Regions from separate parts of the Homo sapiens genome. Here region 2 is linked to region 1. A link is a loop called in an ENCODE intact Hi-C map of the cell type or tissue named here. Cell type or tissue: IMR-90. All regions are shown on one strand. Links, peaks and the distances in the headings refer to the core of each region. The heading gives the core; the rest is flanking DNA. Region 1 overlaps PCNX2 (pecanex 2). Region 2 overlaps PCNX2 (pecanex 2).

The links. Hi-C counts contacts between places; a loop is a spot of excess contacts. Peaks named below come from ENCODE experiments on the same cell type or tissue, not always from the same donor. Only the 100,000 strongest peaks of a DNase experiment are listed, where the experiment ranks them.
Region 2: a loop joins it to region 1, with 2.7 times the contacts of the local background. A loop is called at or near these places in 3 of 110 quality-filtered maps.

What each region holds. Positions count from the first base shown.
Region 1 is chr1:233,110,781-233,115,179 of GRCh38, reverse strand. The region is part of intron 21 of PCNX2 (pecanex 2); the gene reads left to right. Among named protein-coding and RNA genes, the nearest start is that of NTPCR, 160 kb to the right of the region's middle. RefSeq lists an enhancer at 1-578. In IMR-90, for the core only: no CTCF peak of the experiment used is centred there; DNase peaks (open chromatin) are centred at 1,549 and 2,039; H3K4me3 peaks cover 245 bases; H3K27ac peaks cover 2,751 bases.
Region 2 is chr1:233,238,812-233,243,210 of GRCh38, reverse strand. All of the region lies in intron 8 of PCNX2 (pecanex 2), which reads left to right. Among named protein-coding and RNA genes, the nearest start is that of PCNX2, 55 kb to the left of the region's middle. RefSeq lists a silencer at 1-288. In IMR-90, for the core only: CTCF peaks have their summits at 1,943 (motif pointing right) and 3,992; no DNase peak of the experiment used is centred there.

The DNA of each region.
Region 1 (4,399 bases), core at 129-4,128:
GCCCTCGACTTCCTTCCCTGGTTGTAGTAGTCTCAATCTATTTCCCTGAAGCCCTGACACCCAATGACTATGTTTCTTCCTCCCTTCCTCTTTCCAGTGAGATAAACTGGAGTAAACTGGTAGGGAAGGAAGTTCTTTCTCCCACGTGGGATCGGCTCCTGTGCAGTGCTGTGCTCTGGAGGATAAGCCTGTGTGTTTTGCATTGTTTAATCTTCCCCACCTTCTACCAGAGCCGTGAGGGGATGTTTCTTGATCTTCACCATGAGAACCTAGTGGGGTTTCTGGAAGTAAAACCCCTGAAAGTGTAGGCCCTTCCCTAAGACCGTGGTGCCTGTGAGTTTCTTAATCTCATGGTAGGCCACCCTCAGCCTGTATAACTTCATGAAAATTATCATTTAAATGTTCCTAGGAGTTTATGGCCACAGCACCTTTTGCCCCACAGAAGCTAATCTGCATTGTGACTTTCTGGATGCGCCTGTCGCTCCGTAGTCCAGAGTTTTCTGTGACCGCTGCAATATCAGTGATCTGATGGGTTGAGACGAGCCATCAGTTTTCTGTTTATCCAGCTTCTTCTTCTTGTAAAAATAACTTCCAAGCTTTTTACATGCCACAGCAGAAACCAAACGTCTCTGAAGTCTTTCTTTCAAATCACAAGCCATATTTTGTACCTTCTCTGCCCAAAACCCTGTAATGACTCACCACTTCATACAGAGTAAAAGGCAAACCCATGACACTGGCCCAGCACCAACTGGTCTCCGTTCTTGCTCTGACCTCCTCTTCTGTTCTTCCTCATGCCCAACCCAGGTAGACTTGCAGTTCCTCCACTATGCCAGATGTGCTGCCACTGGAGACTCCACGCTCTGTTTCCTTTGTCTTTAAATGTTCCTCCCTTGATATCCACTGGACTCGATCCTTTTTTGAGCCTTTGCTCAGATCTCACCTTTTCAGTCAGGTTTGCCCTGACCCACCCAGTTTCATATTGTAATTTTACCCTACTTCACCGTTCACCCCAGGTTTCCAATCCTTTCACCCTTTTAAGTACTTGCACTACTTTTTACCTTTTTGTCATAGCCGTCATCATCTTATAACACACTTTATAATTGTTTATTATATTATTGTATCTCCCACTATTATTAAGTTCCTTGAAGGAAAAGATCTTTGTCTCTTTTGGTTACTGATAGAACCCCAATTTGCAGAACACAGTCAGGCACAGAGTAGATATGAAATAAAACTCCGGAATGTTGAATATTGCTCTCTTACAATGACTGTTCATTAGCATATCCTAAGTCACTTACAGAGGCTGACTTGAACTCAGTGCTATTCGAGTCTGCACAGGCTCAGGAGTAAAGACTGGTTTGCAGAAGTTCCATGCAGCCACTGCATAGGCAAAACACATTTTCTGGGCTTTCAGGGATACATTTGCACTCTCAGCTGCCACCCAGGATGGTTCAGGGAAAGAATTTCACAAGCTCTGCACTATGCCTGAAAACAAAGAACACACACCTCTAGTGCGTCTGTGTTCCCAGGAAGACCGGAAATGCCTCAGTGGTGAGACCACTGCTGTATTTCTTTCTTTCCTACCTTACACAACATCTTACAAGAGGCAGGCTCGTAATAATTACTCAGCACATATTGACTGAATTCATTTGAGAGCTTCCGAGATGGAAAACTGTTTTTTTGAGAAATAAACTCTTAGCTTGGATGCAGGGGTTGGGTGGCGTTTTATTATTCTAGAGAGATGCTGACTCATAGTGGTGGGGGAAGGGAGTACGGGGAGAAGCAAGGCTTTTAGACTGAGCCTATGGATTACTTAGATTTCCTCCTCTGGCTTCTCAAGGTGTATGTTTTGATTTTCTTGGCTTCTTATGAATCTTGTTCAGCTGTCTAGCTGCTGCCTGCTGTCCTGTTCACAGTGGGGAGTTAGCACAGGGCCAGTAGAGCTGTGAGTTTGTTGCTCTGTGCTGTCTAGTCATCAGAATCCCTCTTGCAAAACCAGGAAGAATAAACCACAATCTGCTTCTAGCTGTAAATCTACCCTGGTGATGACAAGCTGATGTCACCCAACTGGCCAGCTCACTGCGTTGTGACCACAGCCTGTGGCTGCATTCTTAGTGTTGTATTGTGTAATTGCAGGAAAGTGCCTGCACAGAACCTACACATCCCTTAAAGATTTACAGCCTAACACATCCACTTTCTTGTCTTCTCCTCCCTAGGACGGCACCCACACACAAAGAGGATGATTTCCCTTAACTCAAACCATGCAAGTTACTGCAGTTCATCTCATGGGAGGGGCTGAAATACACGCTAGTAACTCCTCTGCCCTTCAGCCTTCAAAGTAAGAGTCAGCTTTTTCTCCCCATTTGGGACATCAAGCCTAGCATGTAAGACTTAAAATTTTTTTCTTCATTTTTGCTTAATTCTCATGCCAAAGTATACTATAATAAATATGTGAATTTAGTTATATTGTTCAAAGATCTACACAGACACATTCATCCCGCTAACACATCAAAGAAGTATTTACGAACGCCCATCTTTTTAAAAAGTTTGCAGCATTCTCTGCTGAAAGAGAGAATTCTCACTGGTTAAATGTTGCAGTCCCTCTGGGCAGTGATGTGCCTTCATTAATAGAGAGAATTGAAGAGCCAGAGCTGGTAAATCTTCTAAGGAGCAGGGAAGTAAGGTGTGCTTAAGGCACAAAGGCTACTTGAGTGGCTTCAGGAATTCAAGACAGGTGACAACTCTAGACTCACTTGCTGAAAGAATTTTGAAAACCTTGCTCATTCAGCACCTAGGAGTGCCCTCTGAAAGGCCCTCCTTAAAGTGCTTCCAGAATAGAGAACTCAATCTGGTGAAGCGCCAGGGAAGCCTTTTCCTTGCAAGGCTGACCACTGGCATGTGCCTTCCTGTGCTGGCTGTAGGCATCTTGTTTTATAGGATGTACATTTGGAACCTGCAGATTTCAATTCTATACCAGGTGCTCATATTTAGGACAAGATCTTCAAGGTCACAGATTTTCCCATTCTTTCTTTCCTTGAACTAGCAGTTTTGGAAGTACTTTGAGTGGTCCAAACCATGGTGTTTCTACCTTAGGTGAAGAAAGGCTATGAATGAGACTGAGATAGTTACTATAAAATTTGAAACATCCAGGGAGGAAGAGAGGATAAATACCTGTCTTATCAGAAAAAGCAGTGGCAATTGCAAAGATGTGACATGTAAATGAGAATCATGAAGTAATCGGAAAAATTCCATTGAACCCAAGCTCCTATAGCCTATGCGCTTGATGAACTGGAACAATACCTGAGGCCTTCAGTCACTTGTTTCACTTTCTGAAAAGCATTAACTGAAATACCTACTATGATCCTACAAATCTTCTAGAAGATAAAAGTAAAACTGTAAATAATACCAGTGCCTGCTGCCAATGACAGTGCATTCTAATGGGGGATGCAGGAGAGACAGACATATAAAAAATAATTTGGGGCTGAGTGTGGTGGCTCACACCTGTAACCCCAGCACTTTGGGAGGCCGAGGTGGGCAGATCGCTTGAGCTCAGGCATTCAAGACCACCCTGGACAACATAGGGAGACTCCATCTCTACAAAAAATTCAAACATTAGCTAAGTGTGGTGGTGCTACTTGGGAGGCTACTTTGGAGGCTGAGGTGGGATGATCGCTTGAACCTGGGAGGTTGAGGCTGCAGTGAGCCATGATTATGCCACTTCACTCCAGCCTGGACAACAGAGCAAGACTCTGTCTCAAAAAATAAAAAATGAAAAATAAATAATTTTGAAACAATCTCATAAGTGCAACCAGTAAAATAACCTGTATTTATGAGTACTTATAATATTCTGGTTCTTGAGCTAAAAATGTACATGGATGACCTCATTCAATCTTCACAATAAATTGCTGAGGTAGGTAGGCACCAGTCTGCTGTGCAGATGAGAAAACTGAGGCTCAGTGGACTGAAACCCATCTCACAACTAATAAGAGGCAGACCTAGCATCAGAACCCGGGTCTGACTCCAGTGCCCATTCTTGCTGCCAAGATTCTGTACGACTTTCCGTGTGATAAAAAATGATATGCCAAATATTTTAAGAGTCTCTAGAAGGAGACAAGTGATCAGGGCAGTGGAGAGAAGGATAACAGGATAATCTTTGAGGGGATGTCACTTTGAACTACTTCTTTATTCCATTTTATTTCTTCTACTGACATATTATTTGTGCCATTTAAAAGTCATTCTCTTATATTAGGAATATAAAAGTTAATTCGTCAGTATCTGCCTTTAAAGGTATATGTGTGGTGTTGTTACACTACACAGAAAGTGGTATATTATTTAAATAATATAAATTTAAATATATATTAAATTTAAATAATATTACGTTTAAATAATATACCACTTTATA
Region 2 (4,399 bases), core at 277-4,276, 130 kb before region 1:
TCCCAAGTATGAATAGGGAATTGTTAGTAATGTAACTTCCATGTCTCTTTGGGGATTCCTGAAGGAAACTGGGAGAGGAAACAAATTTCTCTCCTTGGCCCCACTGTCACTGTGGGAACCAGTGCGGTTCTTGTGGACTGCTGCAGAAACATAAGCAGCATTTTCCGGTTGTACAATAGCTGTCCATAGAGCAGGTATCTTTGGTAACATTACCTAACACAGTTCTGCTTTCCCCAGAAACCAGAATGAGGAAACTACAGCTTGAATTGCAGCCTTTAGAATTGCTAGTAGGAAAAACTGCCAGAGGATAAATCCACTTGAGTATTTTATTACCCAGAACACAAGATTGATTCAGTAGTTCAGAGCCAAAATGAACTAATTTGCCCAGAAAGTTGGAATTGCTAATCTGCCTAGAAAACCAAAGTGGAAGTAGGCTATCTGCCTAGGAAGTTGGAGGTGAAGCTGCTTAGAAAGTTGAAATGTGTTTTTGAGTGCAGAGGGTTTGTTGCAGAGTGAAGTTTTATTACTACTCAGTAGATCTTGTAATTAAAGCTTGATAGTTTCTCTTTTTTGTTCAGCAAATATTTATATTTCTTTGTGTATAAATGAATCCAAGTAATATAGCAGAGCTTTCTTCTATGGACAATCTATAACCATGTTTAAGTATTAATCTGGCTTTTACGGTGTCATAAGCAATCTAATGGAAATGCATGCAAAATGCATATCATCTGCTCCCCAGTGAAATCTGATTGGAAAGACATGATATTTACATTCATTTTGAGGATCTATAACTCACAAAATAGGCATGGTAGTCTACTGAATGGAAGAGTCATTCTGTAGCAAATTTGTTTGCAGTACTTTTTTGGGGGATTTTTATATCAAGGATGGAACTTCAACTTGTTTTTATTTAAAAAATAAGAGTAGGATGGTAATATAAATATTTATCTGAATTCACTTATTCATGGCTTTTGTTTTTGAATTATCGTAGCAAAGATCTAGCAGATATTTTTAGTTTATAAATTAGGCTTATGTTTGAAAGCTGCCGTATATCTCTGAACCCACTGTGTACCATACTCCAAAGGTGGATTGAAGCCCTGTACTTAATCTTTACTACCTCCTCAGAGTTCTTACTCTTTTGTTGACATTATCAGCTTCTCTGACCCTTATCTCAACAAAACCTCTTACTTATTGGGATTAACTTTCAGGAAAGTCCTCTAAAGCCACAATGTTTAATTATCTACCTGGTTCCCAAAGAAGATAAGCAGGCAGAAAACGGCAATAAATAATCATGTCTGTTTAGACTGTGTTTTTAACTTTAGTCAGAAGAAATAATAGTGACACTCTGACTTGGAATAGCTGAACAGGAATGTGAGGCAATAAAACAAGTCAACTAGATATTCAAAATGAAGAGTAAAACATTGTGACTTCTCTCGATATTAGATATACCCAGTACCATGTGCCATTCAATTATAGTTTAGAAATTTCGTCTTTTATTACAAATATTTGAGAGATGCATATAGCTGCGTCACTCACTTAATTTGGATAGTAGAGAGATAGGTATTTGCTGCTTCAAATTTGAAAAACTTGTGTGGGTTCTTGGTGCCTTTGATCACATGGAGGTGGAAAAGATTGGCAAGAAGCAGATGATCACCTGGGTCTACCTTGGAATAGTGTCTGCCCTCCCAAATTTCCATGTCCTTTCTTTTTGGCTTTCACTTTTTACTCTTTGCTCCTTTCACTGTCATTCTTATCTTGTTTTCTTAGACGTATTAGAAAGAGATTGTACTTTCACCCAGGCATAGAGGCATAAGGACGAAAGGTTTGTGAGGTTGATTCTAGAAAGACTTTTGTTCTCTGGGGCATTTTCTCTGAAAGCCTGAGAATTGGCCCTGCCGCTCAGTGTGGTTCTGTTCCGGTGGCAACAGCCACTGCTGCCACATGATGGCAGTCAGGTCCCATGCTCCCAGCCTTGCCTCACTTCCACGGTGTTGCTGCCTTTTTCTCCGATACTCACACAAATTTTACTGTCACATAAAAGGAGAATTGAACAAGAATCCCTGTTAAAATTCAAAATAACAGGTTATGGTTTTCAGAACAGTGCTGCTTTAGTTAAACATCCTACATGTTGAACATGTTGCTGGGACTTTCATTTCTGTGTCCCTCTATGCGCCTTGTGCCCATGTCCCTGGAGGAAGCCTGAAAAACAAGGAAAGAGGCAGAAAAAGGGAGGCCCTCTCTCTGAGAGTGATAGGCTATCGTCTTTAAACTCTGGGGAAGATGAAGAATTTCAAGAAATGTTTTTCCAATATCAGTGAGACAGTGTAGAAGAAGCACATGTATTTTGACTGTCTGTTGCTTGTAGAAGCTCAGATGGTGGAAACCTGGTGAGTCCAGTATGGTGGAATATCGTCATGGTCAATTTGAGGCCCAACTCCTTCCATACAGAAGTGCACTCTTCTGGCCCAGACTAGATCCTAGCCCCAGGCCCGTCTTTATTACCTTCTAGTGGCAGCACTTTTAGAAATTTCCACCATTAATCACTATTTCTGCTATTGCTTGGAGCTCAATCTAGCTTAAATAAACTTATCTCTGCTATAGCCCTGAACCAAACTAGTTTACCAAAGATTCACCAGAGAACGGGATAATTGAGACCAGATGTGCTAAGTATCGTGTACTGTAGTTCACAGAATAGTTACTACAGGCTTGGGATATTTCCATTTCCATTATTGTTTTGGAGGAAGAGAAAATGTCTCTTGAAACTTAACGCTTTCACTTTATATGTATTAATGTGGGAAACGCTTTGGCTTTAAGTTACTAAGATACTGTCTTTTTAGATGATTATGCTGCTCACAGTCTATAACTTAAAAAAAATGAGAGAGAATAAGCAGCAAATACTTGGAGAAGAGACGCTAGCAAAGAACATAGACTTTGGAATTATTCAAAGATTGCGCTCCTGTCCACCTGTCCGTTTCAGTGATTTTTGTGGACATCATCGTCTCTTTGGTACTTGGGTGGGCAAGCTGGATTATAACTACACTATCAGGACACCAGAGAATTATATCACATAAGGGAAACGTCTCCATTTGAGCAATGCTTACTGTAAGCATGTAACCATTTCCTCCTGGCCAAATGGAGAGCCCATATACACATGACAATACAGATGACAATACAGGTTTCTGATGCAGACATATACCAGTCATTAAGCTCAGAAGAGAATCTTTCTTATATGCCCATGCCTTGTCTGGAATACTCAACCCTCATAAAAGAGGTTAATTAAGAGGGAAGTTAATATGCTGTTTGAGACTGTCTTTATAAAATAAGGAGGATTAGGTGTGATTTGAGGGCAAGATACTCTTCCCCCATGCCTGCTAACAGAGACACCTGAAATTAATATACCATTTGCATAAAAGCATAGGAGTTATGTTGCTATTTAATATAAGAAAAAGCAAAGTCAATCCTATATCAACAAAAGGAAGTAAAAAGGGCCAGGGATGGTTATGAAGTACATAATATATGAAAGGCAGTGTTCACTGCTTTACATACATAGTCTGGTTTAGTTTTCACAATGATACCTACGAGGAAAATATCTTCCTGATTTAATAGGGAGGATTTAAGGTAGGAAGACAACATGCTTATAGTCACAGATAGTGAGTAGTATACTTTAACCTAGTTCTGTTTAATTCTAGAACTGACCCAAAAGATCTTAAATAGAAAATCAACCCATAGATTTTTTAAAGGATATTTAAATGGCTTATATAGGAAAATGATGTTTATTATTATTATTATTTTACAATCTGAAATGTACTAAGAAATATGGAAAAATTAAGCTGATATGTATTGATTGACACTTCCTTTGTATCATGTTTCCTAGCAGGACACCTTAGTAGGAGGAAGACTGCTCTAAAACAGCCATTCGTTACACATTATGTCGTAGTCAATTCTTAGTTTATTTCAGTTGGCGATAGAGGGTGCTGTACACCTTCTACTTTTTTGCACAGAAGCGTACATTTCTTTTCCCACTCTTGCCTATTTATGATCATTACCTACCTTACCTACAATGTAGTTAGCTTAATCTTTTGTTTGTAGTGAAGTTCTGGCATGTGCTCCGTTTAAGATATCTCTGAATTTGTGTCAACATTGCAATTTCAGTTCTGTTGTATTTCGATGTGAAATGACAGAGTTACATTACTCAGTGGCTTCCGTACAACGCAGAAGAGTTTGAATGAACATTGTTTTTATAAATCTAACTAATCTTTTTCTCTGTTAACGACAGAGATTATGCCACTAATATAGACAAGAAGGAAAAGCATTATTTTAGGAGCAAACATTAAATAATGGAAGCACAGGATTTTTAAGTTTTCAAACTCTACGTACTTACTCTACCTGGTTCACGTCCTAA